2 separate regions of the Mus musculus genome follow, and region 2 is linked to region 1. A link is a loop called in an ENCODE intact Hi-C map of the cell type or tissue named here. Cell type or tissue: left cerebral cortex. All regions are shown on one strand. Links, peaks and the distances in the headings refer to the core of each region. The heading gives the core; the rest is flanking DNA.

Region 1 (5,000 bases), core at 1-5,000:
ATTTTCCTTGCTCATAAAAATGTGATAGTTTAAACTTGATCTTTATATAAATTTAAAGTAATGATTCAATGAAATTCTTTATCTTGAATGTGTATTATCCCAATTTGAACATTAAAATTCCTGTATTTTCTTTATAGTCCAATCACTTTTAATACTATTTCAAAATATTCCTTCCTTATAAAATATCCTTAAACGTTCAATTTTTTTAGGGGAACTTCTTGGATTTTTTTTCCTGAACTAAAATATACACAACGTTTAAATATCAAATAATTAGTTACATATGCAAAGGGTTTTAAGGGAAAGCATATTTCTACAATATATTTGATTTAGTGACTTCAATAGAAATGGAAGCAGCAAGAAATGTTCTCGAAAGTTACATTTTCCAAGTCATAAAATCTTCAAGAAAGTATTAATAAAACTTTCCACAAATCATCAGAACTCGATAAGTTCTTACAGACAGTACTTACTTAGAATCCCGTGATGTGGGCTACCTTTGATTTGAGTCATTTTCCACTGGTTTTGTTTGGCATAAATGCTAGATGTACAGAGAAATATGTATTTCTTGGAAGAATACTAACTTTTAAAAAATTTTTTATCTAGATCTCTAGTTTTATTTTTTAACATGCACACTTGTCTGTAAATTATTCAATAAACTAATAAACTTGGCTCTTTACTTCTTGCTTCAGAGAGATTGAGAGCAGATTCGGGTGTCTCTCTTTGGTTGTTTTAAGAGATCTGGATTTTATCACCACTGAGGGTCAGTAAGGGGCTTTTACCAAGTGTGCAAGTAGCTTTTCACACATTTTTCAAATAAAGGGTTGATTGGTGTGAAAGGTTTGTTATATTATTCTTCTAGGTATATAGAAAACTGGGATTAAATATTTACTCTTCAAAAAATAGGAAAGAAAGAAAGAATTTTGCTGCAATGACTTCAAGAATAAAAACAGTGTTGGGATATTAATAAAACACAACAGTTTCCAAACCATTAATCCATCATACTTGGAAGCCATTGCTCCTGTGTTCAAAGGACTGGATAGTTGTGTGCCCTTGATTTCAAACTGCAGTTGTGTTCGCGGCTGTCTAGTACCAGGTAGTTGTTTGAACACCCTCCCCCCAAGAAAAATATGAACATCAGGAAGTTTTATTTTATCTCCCACGAGTTTTCTTGGGAATGCATTTTAAAAGGTAGTTCACTATAAAGAATGCTCATGCAAGCAAAACTAAATGAGCAGATTACAGAAATGGAGAAGAACACAGATTCTAAAGCCAAGGATAGTATAATGCCATAAAATATCTTTACCACTTACATCACCTGTGTAAATTTTTATTAAATCCTTAAAACCTAGATTTTAAAAATGGTGTGTAGCTTTGTTTATTTCTCCTCTGAAGTTTACAGATTTACTTTTGCCCAGGAAAGTTTTAAAAGTGTGAGCCAAGCTTACTTTGAAAGCCTGGGCTCATGCACGTGGAGGGTGGATGGAATCAAAACCAGTTCAGCAAATAAAGCTTCAAACTTGAAATGACGTTATTAAACTGGAAACCCTGAATGTGCACAGCGCCCTCCACCCCCCTTCATTTTCTAAACCACGTCCCGCTGTTCTAGTCAAAGCAAAGGGTGAAAATCCACATAATCCAAACCAACATGGCGAACTGAGAATAATAGGTGAGGAAGGAGTCGGGGAAACAAATCGCAGCACTGTACAAACAAACTGCTGTGAACAATCTTCCTCCCGGACAGGGGTGGTCAAAGGAGGAGGTGAGTGCGCCTCTTCGCATCCTGCTGCCTACATTTGATAAGACACTGCCATTTAAGTTGTAAAACTGTGTGCCCTAGTAAAATTTTAGCACTATGGCTCTTTACAGGGAGTAACTGTTAGGTGGCCACAAAGGAATCAGGCACCCTCGCTGCCATCACACCCCTGCCAGGGTGTCTTAATCCCTATCTACTTGAAAAGGGAGAAGTAGAGCCAAGGAAGCCATGCCGCTTCGCTCCTCAGACCCGTTTACTGTTTTCTTATTAAAACCCAGCCAGTGAGTGAAGCGGCCAGCTGTAAGCCCTCCAGGGCCAGGGAGCACTTCCAGCAGTTTTCCCTCAATCGGGTACCGAAGTCAGTGCTGGAGCGCGGCGCGGAGCCCGGATGGCCATGGAACGATGGAGGGGTGCTGGCTGCTTTGGGCACCTGGCATCCCATGGCTCGCTCTGTGCCGGCTCCTCTGGACGACTGCGCCCACAGCAGCCGAAGAGCTCCTGGGAGCAGAACTCCTCTGACTGTTTCCTTAGGAAGGAAGCTAGCAAGCATCTTGCAACCAACGCGCGCCCTCTGCCTGCAGCCTAGGAGCTGCTACCGCCTCTCTGCGCCGCGCCGCTCTACCCCACCTGGCAGCCACCTGCACCGGATCAGGCACAGGGAGAATGCGACCCCCCCCCCACCTCCCAACCCCCTGTACCCCAGCAAGTCCAGATCTTCGTAGGAGACCACAGATCTCAGATTTCCTTGCTGCTTCCTCCGGTGGCTGTCAACCAGACCTTTCAATCTGGCATCTGGAGGTGGCGTGGGAGTGTCTTTTCTGTCTACCTTCCTCTACCCACCGGGTGACTTAGGGAGAGAGGAGGGGGAGGGGAGGGGTCCAGCAGAGTTTCCTGCAAGGTTGGAAAAGCACCTCTTCATTTACTGAAAGCAGAGACCTCTGATTAGCCGACTGTCCTGTTGGCTGCTCTCTGACCCTCCTTGCTATTTCTTAATGTCTCCACAGTGTGTTCTCCCCACTCCCGTTTCTAAATAAAGGAATTGTTTTGCTTTTTCAGTGTTCTTTAAAGTTACCTGCAGATGACATCCACCTTTAATCCCTTCCTTATCGTTAAAGGAGTGTTCCTTAAGCCTTCCTGCTCCTACTCAGAGTGCCCTGGTGCCCCTACCCCCAAACCACCCCTCTCTCAGATTGGTACCATTTTTGTTGGTTTGTTTGTTTCCTTCGGAGTTTGAAGATAAACTTAAAACATAGGGTGTTTCTTCAAAGTGGAGTAATCCGAGTAGATTCACGGTTTACTGCCGCTTTTATTTTTGTGACTGTGTGTCTTCAATGTTATTCTTAAATAATGGCTGAATCCAGTAGCTAAGTGAGTGTGGTTTAAATGTCCTTTCCTCCACTGGGGTTGCAACCTCACTGTCCAGTGATCTTTTTCATCCATCCCTTAGTGAAGCCTTACATCAACCACACCTAACATACATCATACATATTAGGGCATTTCTTAGATACAACTGAGGAATCATCCCAGCAACACACCACTGGACCCAGGCTCCATCTTGTCTCTGGGTCTTCACTTTGACATTTCTCCTCTCTACAAATCCTGGTTATCTATGAAGAGTCCTTACATCCCAGAACAATACTAGATTGCTCTCTGTGGCTGAACTAATTTGTTTTTTTTGTTTGTTTGTTTGTTTGTTTGTTTGTTTGACTTTGCAAAATTAACTTCAAAATGTTGAGAACATTTTGGCCGGAGAAATTAAGTTAAATCAGTATGAGGACTTTGAACTTCCTAAACGAGGACACACATAGATCCTGACTCTCTGAAAGTTACTTAAACTGATGACTATCTGTAAGGTAGGGGAAGTTGATGCAGACAGTAGTCCCTTAGGCCTATGGAGCCTTTCCTTCACTTATCTTGGCCTCTGCTTTCTTATCACTCAAACAACACATGCCTCACCCTGAAATAAAGATTTTCCCAGATTCCACAGACAAACAAACAAACAAAAACAAACAAACAAAAACAAAAAAGAAAGGGAAAAATGTGAGAAAATTGTCACCATAACCAGGGTGTGATTATTGAGGCGTTTTGTTTTTGTATCCCAAGAATGGAGTGTGGCTTGACTCCGGGAGTTGTCACAGAAAATCAGGAAGAGGGAAAATAGAGCATGCTCCAAAATGTAGGTGCAGCTCCCTGTGGGAAATCCTCCGATTTGAGAGATTTAAAAAAAATAATAATACTTAGGATGAAAAAAAATAGAATTAAGTTATTTGTCTTTGTTTACATTAAAAAATACTTGTAGCTTGTTTAAGAGAGTTAACATGGTAGCTAAAAGAGTACTTTGTAAAGTAGCAAATTAAGTATGGAGCAATTTGCTTTTCATGGGGAATTTCAACACACATGTTCAGCTTTAATTGATGCAATAAATTCCCTGTACCTGCCAAAGAGCAAAAATAGTGTATTGATGACATCAGGCTTCTAAGTAGAAGAGCAAGCTGCCTTTAAGTGTCTTTCTTCTGTTGCTGAAATGTCAATGTGTAACTTTTAAACATGTTAGTTAATGTTTTTTTTTTTTTTTTTTTTTTTTGGAAACATGGTCTAATGTAGCCCAGCCTGGCTTTGAACTCTTGACCTTTTTTACATGCGCTGGAATTGGAGAAGTGGGTCACTACTTCTGGTTTAACTTAAACTTTCTAATGTGTTGTCTGTTACACACTGTGTTCTTGCAGAGGATCCAGCCACCCAGCCACTGGCAAATGAGAAAGCCTTAGCAGATAGCTCTTTCCCACCCTTACATCTGGGAAATAACTCAGCAATTTTTTCCCTCAAATGTGGTTCTTAAAATTCATGTATGGATTTGAATAACGCTTCCAAATCAAAGGAAATGTAAGCTTGACTTAAAAACCCAGTCCTTCATGTGAGATTATAAAACCATTGCATTCTGTTATTAAGTATTTAATAACATATGAAACTAATACTTGTGGAAATCTGGCCTTTATAATACCTCTGCAATGTATGTCTTTTTATAGGTCTAAGGCTTAAAATTAAATTATTAAACAAAATGAATTAAATACATAAAAATTCCCAAACTGAGTTTTATTGTTTATTTGCTCTCAAAACAACAGTCTTGACCAATTATGTAGCTGAACCTTATAACCTATTGAGGTAACTTGGAAAACAGCATTCAGGTTGGTTGCTAAGAGGTACATTTGGCAAAGGTCAGAATTATTTCCTGTAGAACTTACGAAGAGGT
Region 2 (8,556 bases), core at 1,502-6,501, 890 kb before region 1:
ACTTATGTGTAAATAGGTATTTGCTTATATTCTGCTGCAATTTCAGAGAAAATTTATCTTGGCAATTTAAGTGTTTTTAATTAAAATATTTAATATAAATAATGCATCTCATCATGTAATTATATAGCATAAGCCTCTCTAAATAACAAAGCAGAAATTGCTGCTTGAAGACACGGGGCCATGATTGAGTCAAAGTTCTCTAGAGGAATGGAACCTCTGGGCAATTTCTTATGAGAAATTGGACCCTATCTTTGTGCAGAGAACTCCGTGGTCTGCCACCTGCATGCAAGAGAGCAAGTGCTATAACTCTCCCTTGGGGCAGAGTACGGGGAGCTGTCTCGGCTTTAACAGTGAGGCATGGACAAGAGGGAGTTGCTCCTCTGTCTTTCATTCCATACAAGCCATCAGCAGTTCCAAAGGTGCCCACCCCCTCTCAAGACCTGCGGTCTACTGACTTAGTTTCTAATCTCATCTGGAAGCAAGACAGAAAGAGCCTATCTTAGTGAGCAAGCAGGGTGGAATGTTTCAGTCTTAGAGGAAACTGGTATACAGCACCAGTCTAGCTGAATTATAAGCCTCAGGCTCAGTGAGAGATACCTTTCTCAAATACCATGATGGGAACTGGTAAAAACGTGTAACAACCATCTGTAATGGGATCCGATGCCCTCTTCTGGTGTGTCTGGAAACAGCTATAGTGTACTCATATAAATAAAATAAATCTTAAAAAAAAATGTAACGTTGACCTTAGGTCTCCATATGCACACACATGCACCTGCAATACCCACGAACATGGACACAGATAGACATTTTGATGAAACATGTCAGTATGCACCGTGAATGTGTACCCACAACTTTTTTCATTAAAAAAGAAATAGTAATGGTCCAAAGTAAATGGAGCTTTGCTACAGAGCTGACAACTCTCATATGGGAGGGGTTCTTAGGAACCACCTTCAATATTTTGGACAGGAGATAATGGTATAGCACACATGCCTGGAACAGTCGCGTGAGATGTGGGGAAGGAAATTTAGGAAGAAAAAAATTCATATTAAGGTAGGAATGAGAATGACTGACCATAGAGTAAAGGGACAGATGTGTAAGAATTATTGGCAGTTCCAAGGGTTTAAGGAAGACGGCAAATAACTTACACTGTTAATAGAAATCAGTATCATTGTGCAGTGCTTGTTGTCACAGACGATAAAGAGTATAGGTAGAACCACACTGAATTCATATGCCTCCAATAGAGACACTGAGGTGTCTCCCAAGATGCATTGTCTTACTTAGGGTTTTATTGCTGTGGTCACCAGGACCAAGGCAACTCTTATAAGGACAACATTTAATTGGGGCTGGCTTACAGGTTCAGAGGTTCAGTCCATCATCATCACCATGATCATCAAGGTGGGAGCATGGCAGCATTCAGGCAGGCATGATGCAAGAACAGCTGAGAGTTCTACATCTCCATCTGAAGGCAAACAGGAGAAGACTGGCTTCCAGGCAGCTAGGATTTAAAGCCCACAGTGATACATCTACTCCAACAAGGCCACACCCACTCCAACAAGGCCACACCCACTCCAACAAGGCCACACATCCTAATAGTGCCACCCCTGAGCTAAGCACATACAAACCATCACATGCATGACATGAGTCCCCTGGAACGACTATTTGTGTATGCTAAAAGAGACTGTTGTACAGCAAGGTCTAAGAAGGGTACTGAGTAGGTGGCCACCCCTTCACTCTGAAGCAATATGAGGCTATAGAGATGGCTTTGTGGATTCATAGACCACTGTGGCTACTGAAAACGTTTTAATAGAATGTGGAAGCATGCAATCCTTTAGTTAAACCCAGAATGAGGTCTAGTTATAACTTGTTTTTTAAACAAAGACATGTTTGCATGTTAATTTAATTAATTGTGACACATCGTTACAGTCTGCTGATAGTTTTAAACTTCCCTTCCTGTTTGTCATTCTTTGAGGGACTTTCTTACCTCCCGGGTATTTGCTGAACAATAGTTTCTAGAAATAGCTACTGGAGAAATGAAGTGTAGAGAGATGGTTTAGCTTCATTGGTTCTCCACCTTCAGAGGCGTCTTCCTTGTCCCCTAGGTTTCCAAAGTGACTTTGCTCCAGTGAGTTTAGTGATAAAATGATTGTTGTGTTTACCTATAGCGGCTCCCTTTGAACTTACGGAATTAATTTACACCTTTCTCTGTAACTGGAGTAACCACAGCCTGTCAAGCACATGTCTGTCCCTTACACACCTGGATCATTTGGGTATCCAGTGTGCTGGAATTCTTTATCAAGAACATTTATATGGTGCCAGTCCTTTCCCTCAGAATTCAGAGTTGCTGCCCCTTTAAAATAGTTCTGTAAAAAAGCCAGAATATTCTCAGTGTGTAGCAGCTCATCTAAAAACTTTATTTTCCAACTTTTTTTTCACATCATGACTGCCTTATAAGGTATATACTACCACCCTATAAGTTGTATGCCCATCTACCACCCATTACCATCCTATCAAAATGTAGATGCACCACTTACTGGGATGTATCTGCTCCCACAATCTCAAATCTGGAAGGGGCCATAGAGGAAAATGTTTTATGTTATTTGACCCCTGCAGAAATAGAAAGCCAGAAGAATGAATAGACTGTAAACATTATATGACATGTTAACACATAGCATAAGACTTTGTGTTATAGAATAACACGTGTAGGTAGAAGATAGAATGATTACTTACTTGTTCCAATTGTTCTGCATACTACTGGATTGCCACCAGAGATATGAAGCTCCACTAGGACGTGTCGAGAAGAATCATCAGGTGACCACACTGTCCTTGTCCTCTGAGAGGTCCATACCTGGGAACACCGTCACTGTGCTAACTGCATAATGTAGTGTAGAAATTTGTCAGTGTTGAGAGCTTTTGGTTGACAAAATGCCTTTCTTCCCTTGCATGGTAAAATTGCTCATTGACATTCTCACTAAGGAGTGAAAATTTCAGGGGTTTATTTATCTCAGGAGTTAATTTTCGGGGGTTTAGGAGATAATTTAGTCGTAGAATGTTTGCCTAGTAAAGTCTTGGACTTGTTCCTCAACTTCACACATAAACACACATTACCACCCCACTTCCCCCACATATCCATACATATTTTTGGTTATTCTTGGTCATGATTATTTGATGATTTATGATATTTTTGCATATTAGTGAAATGAAAGAGTTGAAACCCATCAGAGAGGAAAACAACAAACTGTGACAACGCTGTATTGAGCCGTGATGATTAAAGAGTCGTAATAAAATTTTGAGTTTTCAAGAGATGAATCAAATTAGTTCCCTTCTGAATTAAGAAAAAAACGCTCCAAGTTTATATAAACACAAGAGCGGGAGCGATTCTGAATGTGGCCACACGGTGGCGATGCTGTGACACAGATGCAGCTTGTCTTGAGGAAGGAATCCTGAGTTCACGTGTTGAACTTGGATTTTCTGGGCCTGTACTCATTCCCCTTTTCATTTTATAATATCTCATCATAAACTAGTGTTTCCATTTCCTGACAGAAGGTCAGCATGCTTTCTTTTGGTAGGGTCGTCAGCTTTTTATGCATATCTTACCTGTGAATGTTAAACATAATATAATGCTTTTAACTGATTCTCCACGTAGCTACTAGGAACCCAAGTAATGCTAAATAAGCAAATTGCAGCATATAGCACTCTTTGAAGAAACATGCAGCATTTAAAATAAGCACAAATACCAGCACCATGCTTGGGCTTTGCTGAAGAAATAAAATGATACTCCCTGGAAATAGTACTCATGAGCTGATGGGCAGAGCCCACTGCCAGTCTCACAATACAGGAGGCATCTCTTACTCTGCACTGGATACTGCACCTGAAGTGACAAAGAGAGTGGGGTTTTCCTATTTAAAATGCATTGTTAGGGTCTGGGCAGGTGGCTCAGTGGTTAGGAACGCTGGCTGATCTTGCAGAAGACATGGGTTTGATTCTCAGAACCCCACATGATGGCTCCCAGCATCTGTAACCTCAGTTTGCAGGGGATCTGACTTCTTCTCTTGGCATCATAAGGACTGCACACATACAGTGCTGGTGTGCACACGCACACTGCCTGTGCACATAAAAACTTAAAAAAATGCATGATTAAATGAAAATATGAAGTAACACAAGCTGATTCAAAAGGGAGACAGAAGGGAGCAGGAGACTAGAAAATGAAGCAGGTGAAGTTGCCCACAGAGAGAAAACAGCGCTTCAGAAAGTTCTGAGTAGGAAGAGAAGGTGTTAAAACCAAGAACACAAAGCAGGGCTAGCATCTGGAAACAGCCGAGATGCTCAGAAAACGATGAATGGTTAATGAAGTCATGGTACTCTGGTGTGGAGGTTGGATAGGAATGGCCTCCATAGGCTCCTGTGTTTGAATGCTTGACCCACAGGGAGTGGCACTATTAGGAGGTGTGGCCTTGTTGGAAGAAGTGTGTCACTGTGGGAGTGGGCTTTGAGCTTTCCTAGTGCTCAAACTCTGCCCAGCGTGGAATAGGAGCCTCCTCCTGACTGCCTGCTTCTGTCTACCTTTGGATCAGGACGTAGAATCCTCAGCTGCTGCTCCAGCACCATGTCTGCCTGCAGGCTGCCATGCTTCCTGCTATGACGTTAATGGACTGAACCTCTGAAACTGTAAGCCAGCTCCAATGAAATGTGTTCTTTTTCTTTTTAAAATATCTTCTATTATAGCTTTATATTTATTTATTTATTTATTTATTTATTTATTTATTTTATATATATGAGTACTCCATTGCTCTCTTTAGACACACCAGAAGAGGGCATTGTATCCTATTACAGATGGTTGTGAGCCACCATGTGGTTGCTGGGAATTGAACTCAGGACCTCTGGAAGAGCAGTCGGTGCTCTTAACCACTGGGTCATCTCTCCAGCCTGAAATGTTTTCTTTTATAAGGGTTACCATGGTCATGGTGTCTCTTTACAGCAATAAAACCCTAAGACACCTTGGAATGTGATGTTTCATTCATCTGTAATGAAAAATGAAATGATGGAATTTTCAGGCAGATGAATAGAACTGGACAACTTTATACAGAACAAGTAACCTAGGTCCAGAAAGATGAATGCGTGTTCTCATACATAAGTAGATCTAATGTCAACTCTTTAGATTTACACATTTAACTTGGAGAACATGAAGAAGTCAGGAAACTAGAAATAGGCCATTGGTTGAAGAAAGATCAGAAGGGAAGGGGATAGTAGAATACAAGGGGTATGAAGCAGAAAAGGTAAACTGATGGAGGAGGAGATAAAAATGGGGAGAAGGAGGGAAGGTGGAGAGAAAGAAATGGGTGGGGGTGTAACCAACACTAAGGATGTTCAAAAAAACATATAGGCATCTGTTTTATAAGCTTTATACAGATATGTGCACATGTAGAATAGTCATATAAATGTTTAATGGAGTTGTTTATAAAGGGGACCATACTTGTCCCCAAAATCATAGGTTATCAGTTATACCTAAATTCCATTGCCAGGCATAGGATGACTCTTATAGAGAAGTCGATCAGTGGAGTATCCCAGAGACTGTCTAAACATTATGTAATTTGCTGTTGCCATTGCCCACCTGTGAGACCTCAATAGTAAAACACTATGGCTAAAGACACCACACACTTTGGTCGCAGGGCACGAAGACTGACAAGGAAGCCTCCTCATTGCTGGTTAGTTGTCACAGAATTTGAAGGCATGGTGCAGGCTGCTGGGAGAAAACCTCACCAACACTCTTACCCAACAGCGAACTCTGTGAGCTACAATGATGTCAGATATGCCCACGGCTGCAACAGAGGCACACATGTTACAGGGGCAACCAACTACTTTCTGATTAGACTTAAAGCCCACTCAAGAGGAGGAAACATGTGCCTGGTGACATCCATCTGGCCAACAACTCATGGTTGGGTCCCTCATAGGTCCTGGAGAACCTACGACTTTGATTTTGCTAGGTGGATGCAGTATCAAAGTACCCTCTAAATTTAATTCCTTCTATGCATAGATTATTGTAGTTTTCAGACCCCCAACAGACACGTGTGTGTGTGTGTGTGTGTGTGTGTGTGTGTGTGTGTGTATGTGTGCAGTGCATGGTGGTTTGTGTTGCTGAACAGTGGCAGTTGAACAATTGCCTACATTGCAGAGAACAAGTGTTTGTGGAACACCAACCATGAATGGAATGAATATCTATATGACACCAAGTCTCTCAGGGACCTTTGAGGAAGAGGGTGTGGATTGTAAGAGTTGGAAACAAGGGGCAAACAGAATGAAACAGTGTGTTCTGGACATGATAGGACTGCTGTACTCATGAACTGGTAGCAATTATGGCTGCCTCTATAATATCTATACAAGATAAGAGCATGCACGGTTCTTGCAGAGGACCTGAGTTCAGAGGAACAACTGATCGTTGACATCATCTGGGGAAGAAAGAGTCAGTTTTCTTCAGTGTTCTGGTCCCTTGTGATGAATTGACTATGCTCCAGCGGGTTGCCCCATACCCACGGCTAAAACTTGGACTCTGTGGTTTCTAAGAAAAAGAGAACAGGAAGTTTGGGAGGGTGTGGAGGTGGGGATTGGACCAGGCAGGTGATTAGGGGGATGGTGGCAGTTGAACATGTTTAGAATATATTGATTGCATGTATGAAATTCTCAAAGAATTAGTGAAATATCATATTTTATAAAAGGAAGCTATGGTGGAAGAGGCAGTTGAGTGGCTGAGGGTGCTTACTGATCTTATAGAAGGCCAGGGATCGGGTTCCAACACCGAAGTTCACAACCATCTGTAACTCTAGGTATAGGTGAGTCTCTTAGGGTCTCTCCAGCTACCCCCAACACACAAATAAAAGTAGCAGCAAGTCTTTGTATTGCAACATTCTTCAACAATGAATCTATGTATTGTGTGAGTTTATGTATTGAAGGAATTTATGAAACAGTGAAATTGTGTATTGTATGAATTTGTGTATTGTAAAACTTAAGTAACTACATTTATATTCATCAGAAACAGACCTGAATCCTAAAGAGGAAAGAGAAGGGCACAGAGTGAGTTCTGAGAGATGTGGACTTGTGGGCACAGGGATGCTTCCTACAATTGACTCGATTGGCGATCATCTCTTAGAAGAGATGGGAGAAAGGTTTGATAAATCAGTGCAGTGGAGGCTGGAGAGAGAGGGCAGTGGTTAAGAGAATGCACGGTTCTTGCAGAGGACCTGAGTTCAGATCCCAGCACCTATGTCAGACATCACCACTACCTGCCACCCCAACTCCTGGGGGAGTGATGCTGTCTTCCAGCACCATGGGCAGTTACCACATATCATGGCCTGAACAGTTTTATGGCGAGTGACCAGTGATGATCTCTCCTACTCCTCCCTTCTCCTTCCTCCTGCCTCGCTTTCCTTGTTTCCTTCTTTCTTTCCTTTGTTAAGCAGCTTGAATTTATTGCTTTTATCGAATTTGGAAAATGCTTGCTGTTATTTCTCCAATTACTTTTACTCCATACTCTCTCTTCGTTTTTTGTTTTATCCACAACATAACCAATAACATGTCCTCTAGGCTGCTTGATCTTTTCCCACAGGACACGGGGACTACATTTTTTTTCTTTTTCAGCATTATTTCCTCTGAGTTTTATTTTGGGTGGCTTTTATCGCAATATTTTCAAGTTTACTTTTTATTTTTCCTTATCAAGACTTTAGTCTATTTTACCCAGTGAATTTTTGGATACAGGTCATGTACTTTACATTTCCAAAGGTCTTATTCATGTTTTTATATATTTCATGTCATATTTTATATTTTATTTAATATTCTTAACCTATTTCTATTTTGATAATGCTTTGAAGTTTTTGTCTATTAACCCACCCTCATCACTCAGTTCTCTCATTTATATTGATTGACTGATTTGGGGGTTAAAATTTATATTTTTCGGTTTTGAAATGTTCATTAATTTTTTTATCACGTTAAATATTGCGATTTTTTTTATTGTTGAGTGATAGATTTTGTTATATTCCTTCAACAGATTCTGTACTTTTTCAGGCAGGCAGTTGACACTAAGAAATAATTGTGTTCCTTTTTTAACAAATTGCTTTAATGCGAATTCTCGTGGGTTGATGCAGACATTCTCTAAGACAAACTGCATCCCAGTAGAAAGGGCAGTCTCATCCACAGATGCTCTGGAGTGCTCAACGAAAGGGCAGTCTCATCCCCAGATGCTCTGGAGTGCTCAAAGCCTTAGTTTTCTTGGTATGCCATGGTAAAAACCCCACAGATGGAGTCTATTAAACAACGGCAGTACTTTCTGTATCTCTGGTGTCTGGAATCCCGAGATCACAGAACGGACAGGGCTAGCTCGGAGGAAACTTATGTCCCGGCTCTCAGATGGATAGCTCAAATGTCCTCACTTGACCCTTTATCTGTGCATGCTCAGAGAGGCAGACAGAAAGAGGAAGGGGAACAGATATATCTATATCTATCTACATATAGAGTGAGGGTCTGATTTTTCCCTGAGGCTTCTTGATCTTCCTTAAAAATCTATTTCTG

The links. Peaks named below come from ENCODE experiments on the same cell type or tissue, not always from the same donor. Only the 100,000 strongest peaks of a DNase experiment are listed, where the experiment ranks them.
Region 2: it touches region 1 in a loop (5-fold over the local background); 18 of 42 quality-filtered maps call a loop at or near these places.

Annotation. Positions count from the first base shown.
Region 1 is chr16:63,854,424-63,859,423 of GRCm38, reverse strand. All of the region lies in intron 1 of Epha3 (Eph receptor A3), which reads left to right. Among named protein-coding and RNA genes, the nearest start is that of Epha3, 7.3 kb to the left of the region's middle. In left cerebral cortex, for the core only: a CTCF peak has its summit at 2,329; a DNase peak (open chromatin) is centred at 2,283; H3K4me3 peaks cover 1,486 bases; H3K27ac peaks cover 1,242 bases.
Region 2 is chr16:64,743,284-64,751,839 of GRCm38, reverse strand. No RefSeq gene overlaps it. Among named protein-coding and RNA genes, the nearest start is that of 4930453N24Rik, 23 kb to the left of the region's middle. In left cerebral cortex, for the core only: a CTCF peak has its summit at 3,396 (motif pointing right); a DNase peak (open chromatin) is centred at 3,396.